Regions from separate parts of the Homo sapiens genome. Here region 2 is linked to region 1. Evidence: read pairs that join two places in POLR2A ChIA-PET (ENCODE). Cell type or tissue: OCI-LY7. All regions are shown on one strand. Links, peaks and the distances in the headings refer to the core of each region. The heading gives the core; the rest is flanking DNA.

Region 1 (5,381 bases), core at 288-5,287:
TAGGGCTTATTTTCTGAATTCACTACTCCTGGCTCATACATTCTTGGGAAGTTACTCAACGCGTTTTGTGCTGGTTTCTTTCCATCTGCAAAATGAAGGTCACAATGTCCATTCTCCCAAAATTGTTTGTCAGGATTAAATGAAGTAATAAACATGAAAAGTACTTTCTAAATTGTATTACACATGCATTAATTAACATTTAACAATGCTATTTATAATCATTTGAAAAAGGAAGGAGAGGGGTGGATGACCTAGAGTTGTAGACTCTCACTTCTGTCCCTGCAGAAGCCGTTGGCGTTTCCTATCAAGCAACAATTTTGGACTTTCCTTAGGGGATTTGTAGCTTGCTTATTATAGACCTAAGTGGAGAAGGTAACCTAGATTTCCCCTTAAATTACGAGGTTGTTCTTAAGCTGAGCGCTGACAGTTGCCTTGGGAGTATGGAAACTTAGGGGTTTCTGCGTCCTCAAATTGGTCAAGTTGTGACACGTGGCCACAGATTGTAGAAAATGGCTAACAAAACAACATGAGTATTTTGAGGGTGGAATTTCTCCTTTATGCTTAGGGTATGCCTTCTTTTGTGGCTGCCACTGACCTGCAGTGGGATATTGGTGAGATACTGATTCTCTATTCACTGTGTCTTTACTCATAAAGCATATATCATATGGTATTTTCAGGTTTTTTTATTCTCTTAAGAAAACTGTAGAGCCTTTCAGAGAACTTTACAATCATTTGAATTAATTTGTAATTTCCAAGAAGAATCAAGAAATATTCCACAGATCAATAATTCTGAAACAAAGAAAAATTTACGTCTGAAATTGAAATTACCAAGTGACCTAGTTACATCAACCCATCTTCCTTCCTCCACCTTATTTGTCTCCTTTCTGTGATCTGAAGTGTGTGCTGAGGAATAAAACTTGTGGTAAGGAGGGCAGCCCAGCACACCACCCAGTGTATGGGTGAAGGAGGCAGCAGTGTGGCCGGAGAGGAGAGCTGGGCTGGGAGCACAGGAAGGTCCCCAGGACTCTGTGGTCATCAGTAAGAGAGGGCCCACGTGTATATGCTGGTGAACAGAAATGTCAACCTTTTCAAAGTCTGACATTTAAGAGAAAAAACTGTGGCTGTTGGTTTGTGGAACAGACAGCTCCTTCTTTATTGGTAAGTTTTTTTTTTGTCTTGGAACTTAGAAAATATTGTATTTCTTTTGTCTCAATAATTGTTTTATGCTTTGGAGGTAATAGAGTATTACAAAAGTTTATGTTATCAAGTCATGCATTGCGAATACTTATTTATTTAGGCTACTTTAGTCATCCCAAAAAGAAAGAAGAGATGCTGACCTTTGTTGAGTCTATTATGTGACATGCTCTATTCTAGAGACTTTGGTATGTGTTATTTTATGTAATTCTGAAGACAATCCTGGCAGGTAGGTGTGGGGCTATTTTAAAGAGTTAGGGCGGTAAAGTCACACAGCCAGAAGATGGCCATGGAGGGTTGGGAGGCAGATTTTTCTGATCCTAGTCTGTGTTCTTTCTATCTCACAAAGACATTCCATACCATCTGCAAGTCGCTTTTGACTAGCACTCGAGAAAGAAGTATGGGGACATTGGAAACGCTCTAATAGACCACAACCACCTTTGAAAGAGCAGTCATCTCTATGAGCCATAACTATAAGGAAGAAATGCAGATCCCACAGACCAAAATGGAACATGTCTCCCAAACTTCTCACCCTGGGGGCTGTGGCTGCTGCAGAATGGGGGGTGCTGGTGGATCTAACATGAATGAGGCTCGGTGGAGGGGCTGGCTTTGTGCAGGGAGGTTGGGATGAACAAGGGCAGCAGGCGGCATCACAGGTGAGAAGGACATCCCAGGAGGGAGGAAAGAGCCACAGCGTGCTGACGAAGGTGGGATGGGGTGAGGTGGGGGAGACACAGAGAAGCCCAGAGCCAGCCTCGTGGAATACACAGATGTGTCTGGAACGTGTGTCTCTGGATACACTGATGGGTCTGCTTCAAGAGAATTCTTGATGCTGCAATGCATCAGAAGGAGTTCTAGTGATAGCATTGTCTCCCAAGTGAAAGTGATAAACCAGTGACAATCAGTTTCACTGTGTTGTGGGTGAATGCATTTATGTCATTTAACAATACTGCGATTCCATTTGTATAACAATCTCGGATGCACTTGTTGTAATTTTGCATTATGTCTTCTCTAATTAAACATCTGAACCCTCTGAGGCCTGACTTACCTGGAGCTCTCTTATCTAATAATATCAACCTCTAAGGCAGCCTGAGAAAGAGGAAATGAACCCAAAGAGACTCTGCACCAAAATAGATACCACGAAGCCTGTACCCAAACTTGGTGTGTTTTTCTCCCAGGGGAGACCCTCAGGTGCACATTCAGATACACTGGCTCTTATTTTAGGCACAGTTCTGATAAGGGGGGGCTGTTTGGTTTCCCAGCCCAGAGCTTATTGGAAGCAGCACATTCAGTGGGAATGTCACCTGCTGGAGTCAGGCACGCTGGAAGTGATGAGGAATGGCAGACAGCCAGGTGCAGTCAAGAGGTGGGCTGGAAGAACCCCAAAACACAGAGAGGGCAACTCAGTAGACCTCACATGGGCCCATTTAATGCGGAAGCAGATACTGTAGTTCCAAGTATTGGAAGGATCTCAGTGTGGAATTTGGTGTGCTGCTGCAGATGAGAAAGCACACGTCCCCAGCGGCTCCACGAATGGGGCCCAGGCAGGGTTGGACGACGCCCAGCTCCCCTGGAGACAGCCAGAAATCTCATCACATGTCTTAGCAATATTTTCACCCATCAGATCCCAAGTTTTAAATGTTTAAAATGATTAGTTGAAAATTAATTTGGAATAGGCTTCCCCAAGACCAAAATGTTGGTTGGACATTGCTGTGTTGCTGAGTAAAATACAGTAAATATGCAGCGCATCCTTCAGCGTTCAGATGACTGCGTTAGAGAGGATGGGGCATCTAGGCAAGACATGCATTCCTCTTTACTTTTTAAAGCACTCCTATTTTGGGGGGTAGAATGAGAAGATGGATAGATGAAGAAAGGGAAAATGGAACAAAGAAAGGAAAAAGGGCAGGGCAAGGAAGAGGTTCCAGGATAAAATAGACATGAGATCTTATGAGCAGAGATCGTTAGGGCAGGGTGGGTGGACCAGGTCACACAACCGTGACAGACACGGCTCTGGGCTCTGACAACCGCATCGCAGCAGACAGGATCAAGATGCAAAGCAGGGCCCTTCGGCAGCCGGCGCATGACCTAGAGCTGGGTGTAGGAGGACTCTCCGGCAGCTTCTGCCTCTCCCTCCTCACCTTCCCTTGATCGGGCTTATGTCATGAGGACGTCATCCTCCCTGTGCTGTCCCCACCTCCTGCCACACAAGCTGCCTGAAATCCTAGGGGCTGGTGGAGATGGTGGTTTGATGGGTTATAAATCACGTGACTTAGCTGAGACGGTCTAGCTCCCTCCTGCTCCCAGGTGGTCTTCTGAGCAGTGGTAGACCTCGAGAGGAGTTCAGAATCACAGGACCGCAGGACCCAGCCCTGGTCTATCCACCCAGAACCTACATTTGAACCCCAAGGAGAGGCAATTCATAATCACAGTGCACTTGGAAACCCTTCTTCCAGGCATAGGAAACCCCAGTCCAGAGGCATCACTTCATATTTCGGAGGGGTTACTGCCATTGAGTGGCCTAAATTTCAAACCCTGGCACGGAGATGAGCAGGGCCCCCTTCTCTATGCAGAGCCCCCTGGCCGAGGCCTGCTGTGACGGCTGCTGTAACCAGCCTGTGGCTCTGACGTCACCGTGCACACGTCACCCTTTTTCATTTCTGTAGCAGTTTATAAGTCAGTGAGGCTGTTCCCGGCAGACAGAAATGGAAATTAGCACTCTGAATCTGGGTCACCGAGCAGTGCTGTAAATCCCAGGGGAGGCCCCGTCCTTAGCTCTGCATCCAGTGAGGACCTGAGGTGAGGATGTCTTCACAGATCCAAGGGAGGAGGTTTTAGACACATAAATCTGTGTGATTATCCAATGGCAAGATCATTTGATAGGAGATCCCCAACCTAAAAAGAATGTGGCTTTCAGATCTCTTTCTGGTAGACAAACAGATGTTTTAGTAAATCAAAAAATCAGCCTTGTGAGTGTAATTAAATGACTACGTAATAAAATCAGTCATTTTCCTTTGGTCTTTTTGTCAGAATGAGTCTTCAGGTTCTGTAAAGAATCTGTCTCCTCCGACATACATCGCCAAGACAGCGGCGGGCTAATGGGGGCTGTGCTGCCCACTCCTCAGACACTGGATGGGGGTCTCACTGGTCCACCCCGCAGTTGGCTGCTGGGTCAGAGAGTGTGCCAGCCAGACCCCAGCGCCCAGCGCCCTCTAGATGTTGCAGAAGGGCGAGAGAGGCTTTCTGTGGTCCTCATTCTGTGAGCAGACCTGTCCTTTCTGGCAGTCAATTATGCCTTTGCGGAATATGATTGGGAGATTTTTAAGTAAGTCAGAGGAAAACTGATTCTGCTGGAAGTCGGTTTTAGAGCTGCTGAGAGCTATTTCATTCATCATAAAAATCTTGTTGGTTCAACAATACCTCTTTTTCCACATTCCTGGTGTTTAAGCAGGGTGCCTTGTCCAAAAACCTAGTGTCTTTTCCCCATTTTCTGTATCTGACTTGAAGCAAAATAGTATTGTCCACTGTTCTGGAAACTAACACAGAAAGAAATTGTGACTATGGCAGCACTCACACAACAGTTTATCTGGAAACGTCTAGAAGGTGTTATTTTTCCAGCAGTGAAAATTAGTGATATCCATAATAGTCACTATAATTAGTCCTTTTGCTTTTCTTAGAAATTCTGTTTCATTATGCAACCAACTTATTTTGTTATTAAATGAAAGTACAAAGAGAATTTTTTAATAATTACATTTCTTATATTTCTACCTCCTTATACAAACACCATTATGATTTTCATGTCTCTTCTCATACTTGTGTCAGTTTCTCACTTTTATTGCTAAAATTTTGCAAAACTGAGGCTGTATCTATAATGTCATGGTCAGGGTTGGAAGTTTAAATTTGAGACCTCAAAGAAGATTTTTCAAAGGGGATGCTATGAAAAGCTCCCCATTTTCCTCCTAGTTCAAAGATCCGCAGGCGTTATAAAGCGAATGACTACTGGTTAGGTGGAATTCATTTCTGAAGCCGTGGCTGCCGCCAGGAGGGAGCACACCAGCAGGCGTGGATGGGCGTTATTGTTGTGTCTTCTTTCTTGAAAAGCTCCAGGGTCCAACTGCAAGAAGAGATCACGAGAGAGAATGCGGAACTCCTGGCTCTGTCTCTGGAGAACATTCCAGAGGTTGTGCTGG
Region 2 (5,344 bases), core at 1-5,000, 910 kb before region 1:
AAAAGAGATGGATGTTGTCTTAGCATAACACAGTGAAAGATGGTATTATGTACAGTATTTAAAATAATATTTTAAGGATTCAAAAATAGTGCCATAAATTATGTCATTCTAAATTTTAAAAATGAGGAGAAAATAATTTTAAAATACATAAAGGTAGCTTAAAAGCTAAAATAAAACCCAATTGCATTCTGAGTAATAGAATGTTAGGTTAGAGAAAATTTCAAACAGATGAAAGTTAGCCAAGAAACAACTAGGAACATAAAACTAAGGGAAAATGAAAGGGCAAGCCGGAGTGGCTGCTCACACCTGTGATCCCAGCACTTTGGGAGCCTGAGGCAGGAGGATTGCTTGAGCCCAGGAGTTCAAGACAAGCCTGGGCAACATGGCAAAACCCCATCTCCAAGAAAAATACAAAAAATTAGCTAGGCATTTGTGGCACACACCTGTAGTCCCAGCTATCGGGAGGCTGAGGTGGGAGGATCACTTGAGCCTGGGAGGCAAAGGTTGCAGTGAGCCAAGATCACGCTATTGCACTCTGGCCTCGGTGACAGAGTGAGACCCTGTCTCAATAAAAAAGGAAAAAAAATGAAAGGGCTAAGAGAATGATTGTGTAGCAGAAAGTTCTGAGACCACCCCAAGGTCTGTGATGAGGAAACCATTATAGATCAATCCAAATGCGTTCTCATTCGGTGCTCCAAAGGATCAGTGCTATGATCAGGAACCATCATTTCATTTAAGCCAGATGTAATTTCACTTAAACGAGATGTAACTGGGCCAGCAATAGTCGTGGGCAGTTTACTTAAGTCAGGATTTCCCAGACTTATCTAATCATCAGAATCAAAGGAATGACATGAGAAGTGTGATAAAAATACAGGTTCTGCATCCCAACCAGACCCCCTAAATCAAAATCTTAGGGGAAAGCCCTGGGCGCTGTGTGTTTTTATCAAGTACGCAGGTGATTGCTATGGTGTAGCCCATTTGAGGGACACGCTATAGTCGAGTATGGGTTGGGAAGAGCAACTGGAAATAAACAGAGACTGGGATATCTTACAGACAGCCCCAAAACATGCACTCAGTTTGCCATTGGATTCTTTGCTTGATGAATAGGATTTAAAGCTAGACTGTATTAGTTATATGACAGGATTTGTTTCATCAATGAAATGCCTCTGTGTGCGTGTGTGTGTGTGTTTCCAGTTAATCCAGTTAGAGTGGTGGTTGTAACCTGGTCCCTAGATTTCTAAATACTTATGTTTATAGAATTTTATGGTCAAAATGAGTCCCTACCAAGAGCATCTTGTCAAACTCCCTCCTTGTCCACTGAAGAGCTGTGTGCTGTTTAAGTTGGTATATCCCTGTGTTTATGAGTACACATTTAACGGCGGCAGAATTCTGCAGCCTCCATGGGTCACCTAGAGCCTGATGAATAAAGTAAGCAAAGTCCAGTTGTAGTTTTCATAATCCAGGACAGTAAGTCCCTGGAGGAAGATCTGTCCATTAAATTCCATGAGTTTCAGGAATTTGCACGGACCCTAAGACGCTCCAGTATCAATAAGGTGACACACTGATCCCTGACATGCTCTTGGAAGATGAAGCCAGGCACAGCTGGCTTTGTGACTTGTTTTTCAGGTTAGTAAAGGTCACTCCCGGCCTTTACTAACATTCACCCAGTGCCTCGGCCAGGATCCACTACTATTTTCACGATGAAGAAAGCTGGATCTGCTTCCTTTATTTTCTTCTCCACTATCGATTCTTCTGAGTTTCACTCTGAAATTCCAACACCTTGGGCCTTCTCTCAGGCTCACAGCGACTCCATCAATCAGGGTGTCTAAAGACCCTGTGGGTGGAGGAAGGAAGGAAGGAGGCACAGAGACCCTGCAGAAATGATTCAGGAGCCCCAGGCAGCTCACCCTCCCTGTCCTTTGGGTAGTTTTTCTGCAGTTTCTCACTGTTGACACTTTTTTTCCTCTATGAGTCAAGAAAGAAGGCCCTAAGAGGGAAATGAGACAGATCTTCTTACAAATATTCTTCATTACCACACTTTATTCATTCTATCAGCCAAGTGTGTTCCTCCAATTTTTCACTACAATTTTAAAAGCAGAAAATGTACCCTATTGTTTTGCACTGTTGGGGCCCATCCAGAGAGAAGGTGCAAGGTACCTACTGGACTTCAAGGCTAAGATTGCGAGTGCAGCCGGAGTGGCTCGGAAACCAAATGTCAGTGGGAGCTCCCAGTCCCAGCTGTGAGGCGTGGCTCCCAGTCCCAGCTGTGAGGCGTGGCCCCATTGCTTCCCTAGCGGGCTTCTGCTCAGATGGCTCCAGAGGCTGCTCATCTGTATCATGACAGCATTTCATCGTAACAGACGCCAGCTACTGCATTAGCTCCTTTATTTTCTGGTTAAGTTTATACAAATGTATCAGATATACTGCAATATTAATAGTTCTCTCCTCATTTGTTTCTGTTATTCTTGGGGCTGGTTTCACAAGTTTTGGGGGTTTCAGTTCTTTTTTTTTTTTTTTTTTTGATACAGAGTCTTGCTCTGTCGCCCAGGCTGGAGTGCAATGGCACAATCTCTGCTCACTGCAACCTTTGCCTCCCAGGTTCAAGCGATTCTCCTGCCTCAGCCTCACGCGTAGCTGGGATTACAGGTGTGTGCCAGCATGCCTGGCTAATTTTTTTGTATTTTTAGTAAAGATGGGGTTTCATCATGTTGGCCAGGCTGGTCTTGAACTCCTGACCTCAAGTGATCCACCCACCTCAGCCTTCCAAAGTGCCTGGGATTACAGGCGAGTCACCATGCCTGGCCTGGGGATTTCAGTTCTTAATCTCCTTTCAGATTTGCCCATACTCTTTTCCTTCAGTCATCTCTGAGAGAAAACCCAGAGGTCCTTCATGGCTGGCTCAACTCACCGTCACTCAGGACAGCAGGGTCTTGCGGTCTGTTGCACTGTGGAGATGCAGGGGCGCCTGTATGGGCGAGTGGAGTTGTTCTGGGTGGAAATCCCAGGCCGGCTCTTTTCCTGTGACTGTGATGAGTGACTCAGCTCAGAGCCTCCTGAGCCTCATCAGTACAGTAAGGACCACAACACTGAATCCATTGTAAGGGTGAAGACACAGTCTGCAGAAAACTTGGCACATAGTGGGAATTTCAAACGCTTTAGCTGGTTAAAGAGAATTGACCATTTCTGCCTTTCAATTTCTCAGGAGTCCCTTTTCAGGGAGGTCGGCTGTCTAATTTGGCCCCTTCTACCTCTATGCATCCTCCTATAGCCATGCCCTCGGTGCAAGTGAGGCCAGCCTGACTTCTGTTCTCTGTAAGCGGCAGGCTTACTCCCACCTGAGGTTTTGCACAGGGTCTCCCTGGCCTGGGCCACTCTTCCATCTGATGTTACCACAGTTGGTTACTCTGACCTGTCTTTAATGCCCCTTTCACAAATCTAAACCATCCAGGGACAACAGATAAGGAAAATGGAGTGGAAGCCTCACCACAGATGATGGTGCAGTGCTGAGAAGCATCGGATTCGAGACAGACATAGAGACCTGGAGGCACTGAATGGAAAAAAGGAACAGAGGAGACAAGAACATGCAGACAGAACAACATGGGCTTTGCACAGGTACACGACAAACACAAAATGCACAGCGGACATGCGGCTGCTGCGGGGCAGGGCTGGTATGGGAACAAGACAGGGTGTGTGTGCGTCAAACAAGGCAGAAAAAAATGCAGCCTCGGGTCGCTAGGCATCGCTTCATCCTGTTAAATTCCCCAAAATAGCATGTATCGCTGTCAAACATGAGCATCAGGACTTTTATCCAAACAGGAAAATTTTCTGTTCTTTTAGTCCCAAGTATATGGAGCACACTTATTAATTAGGACATTATGACGGGCTCTGTGTAAAAATGGGAAGTGAATCTCTCAATATGTGTTTAGTGAAATTAAAGGTACATTGAATCTACTAAAGAAAAAAAACACTTAAGCCTGGGAAATTATCTTTGTGTTTTTTCCTAAGTGATTATTATTAGACACCAGAATAGCACCAAACCGAAAAAAATCTCACGACTGAAATATCTCAGAAACGACATTTCAATATATAAAGGAGACATCAATTTTAAGTTACAAGTAAGGAGAAATTTGGAAACAGAACATACAATTTAACTAAGATTAAGTCTTTCAAAATAATAAGCAGCACTCTAAAACTGAAATCAAGAACGATTTTCATGACTATTTGAATTTTTTTAAATTAATGTTGGTGTTTTTTTTGAGACAGGGTGTCACTGTGTTGCCCATACTGCAGTGAACTGGCAGTGTCATAGCTCACTGCAGCCTCAAGCTCCTGGGCTCAAGTCATCCTTCCACCTCAGTCTCCCAAGTAGCTGGGACTACAGGTATGCACCATGACATCTGGCTAATTTTTTAGTTTTTGTGGAGACGGAATCTCGATATGTGGCCCAGCCTGGCCTCAAGTAATCCTCCTGCCTCAGCCTCGCAAAGTGCTGGGATTACAGGCATGAGCCACGACACCTGGCCTAAATATTTCTCAAAAATAAACCAAGAATGATTTTCAAGGCCTAAGAAAAAGACATGGCACTGATGAGATTTTGAAGACTTTTATTAAAAGTAATAAGCATAGTTCATTCACCCAAAACTGACAGTGGAAAATCTGAATGTTTCAAGTAAGTAGAGGAAATTCCCCCAAATGAAGAGGGGATGACAGAGTCCTGAAGTTAGCTACTGGACACCTTCAGCGGCAGACACTGGAAGATTAGTTACAAGAGGGCTCGACAGGCCTGCAGGTAAAACAAACAAAGCAAAACAAACTGAAACAAGAAAGCACAGCCAGGCTCTCTCTCCCCAGCTCAGCAGGAGCTCCAGCCCCAGCTGCCATCATTCCTAGCACTCCGGTAGCAGCGTTACTATTACTAACACTTACGGTATCTTCAAAATCATCCTCCTGGCAACCAATGTGAAGTCACCACCAGGCCCAGAAAGTGGCTGTGACTCTCCCCTGGTGGCCAACACTGCTAGCTGCTGACCTAACTTCCGTTACCCATCCTCTTCCTCACTACCAGGCCCGTAGGTACTGCTGTGGGGTATAAGGTGCGCAGCTGAAGAAAATGCATTTTTCCAGCCCCCTTGTGAGATGGGGTGGCCATATGACCACGCTCTGGTCAGCAGAATGTCAGTGAAGTTTTTGGGTGGAGATTCCAGAAGCTTCCTGAGAAGAGGGCTGGCGGGATGGGCAGGGATCCCCTCTGTCTCAGGCCCTCTGCCGCAGAGGTAGTATGAGGTCAGGAGCAGGAAGCCCCCACCAGCAACAGGCAAGAGCGAGCAGCACCATGGGGTCCCCA

What was found. ChIA-PET counts read pairs that join two places held together with the same protein. Peaks named below come from ENCODE experiments on the same cell type or tissue, not always from the same donor. Only the 100,000 strongest peaks of a DNase experiment are listed, where the experiment ranks them.
Region 2: POLR2A ChIA-PET joins it to region 1 with 8 read pairs; 1 of 35 experiments calls an interaction of 5 or more read pairs at or near these places.

What each region holds. Positions count from the first base shown.
Region 1 is chr6:167,110,857-167,116,237 of GRCh38, forward strand. It overlaps a transcript of CCR6 not described here. Among named protein-coding and RNA genes, the nearest start is that of CCR6, 9.5 kb to the right of the region's middle. RefSeq lists enhancers at 2,531-2,670, 3,531-3,680. In OCI-LY7, for the core only: CTCF peaks have their summits at 4,408 and 4,612; DNase peaks (open chromatin) are centred at 2,325, 3,265, 3,885 and 4,415; H3K4me3 peaks cover 2,928 bases; H3K27ac peaks cover 3,758 bases.
Region 2 is chr6:166,200,152-166,205,495 of GRCh38, forward strand. No RefSeq gene overlaps it. Among named protein-coding and RNA genes, the nearest start is that of LNCDAT, 35 kb to the left of the region's middle. RefSeq lists an enhancer at 5,242-5,344. In OCI-LY7, for the core only: no CTCF peak of the experiment used is centred there; a DNase peak (open chromatin) is centred at 2,300; H3K4me3 peaks cover 3,388 bases; H3K27ac peaks cover 3,951 bases.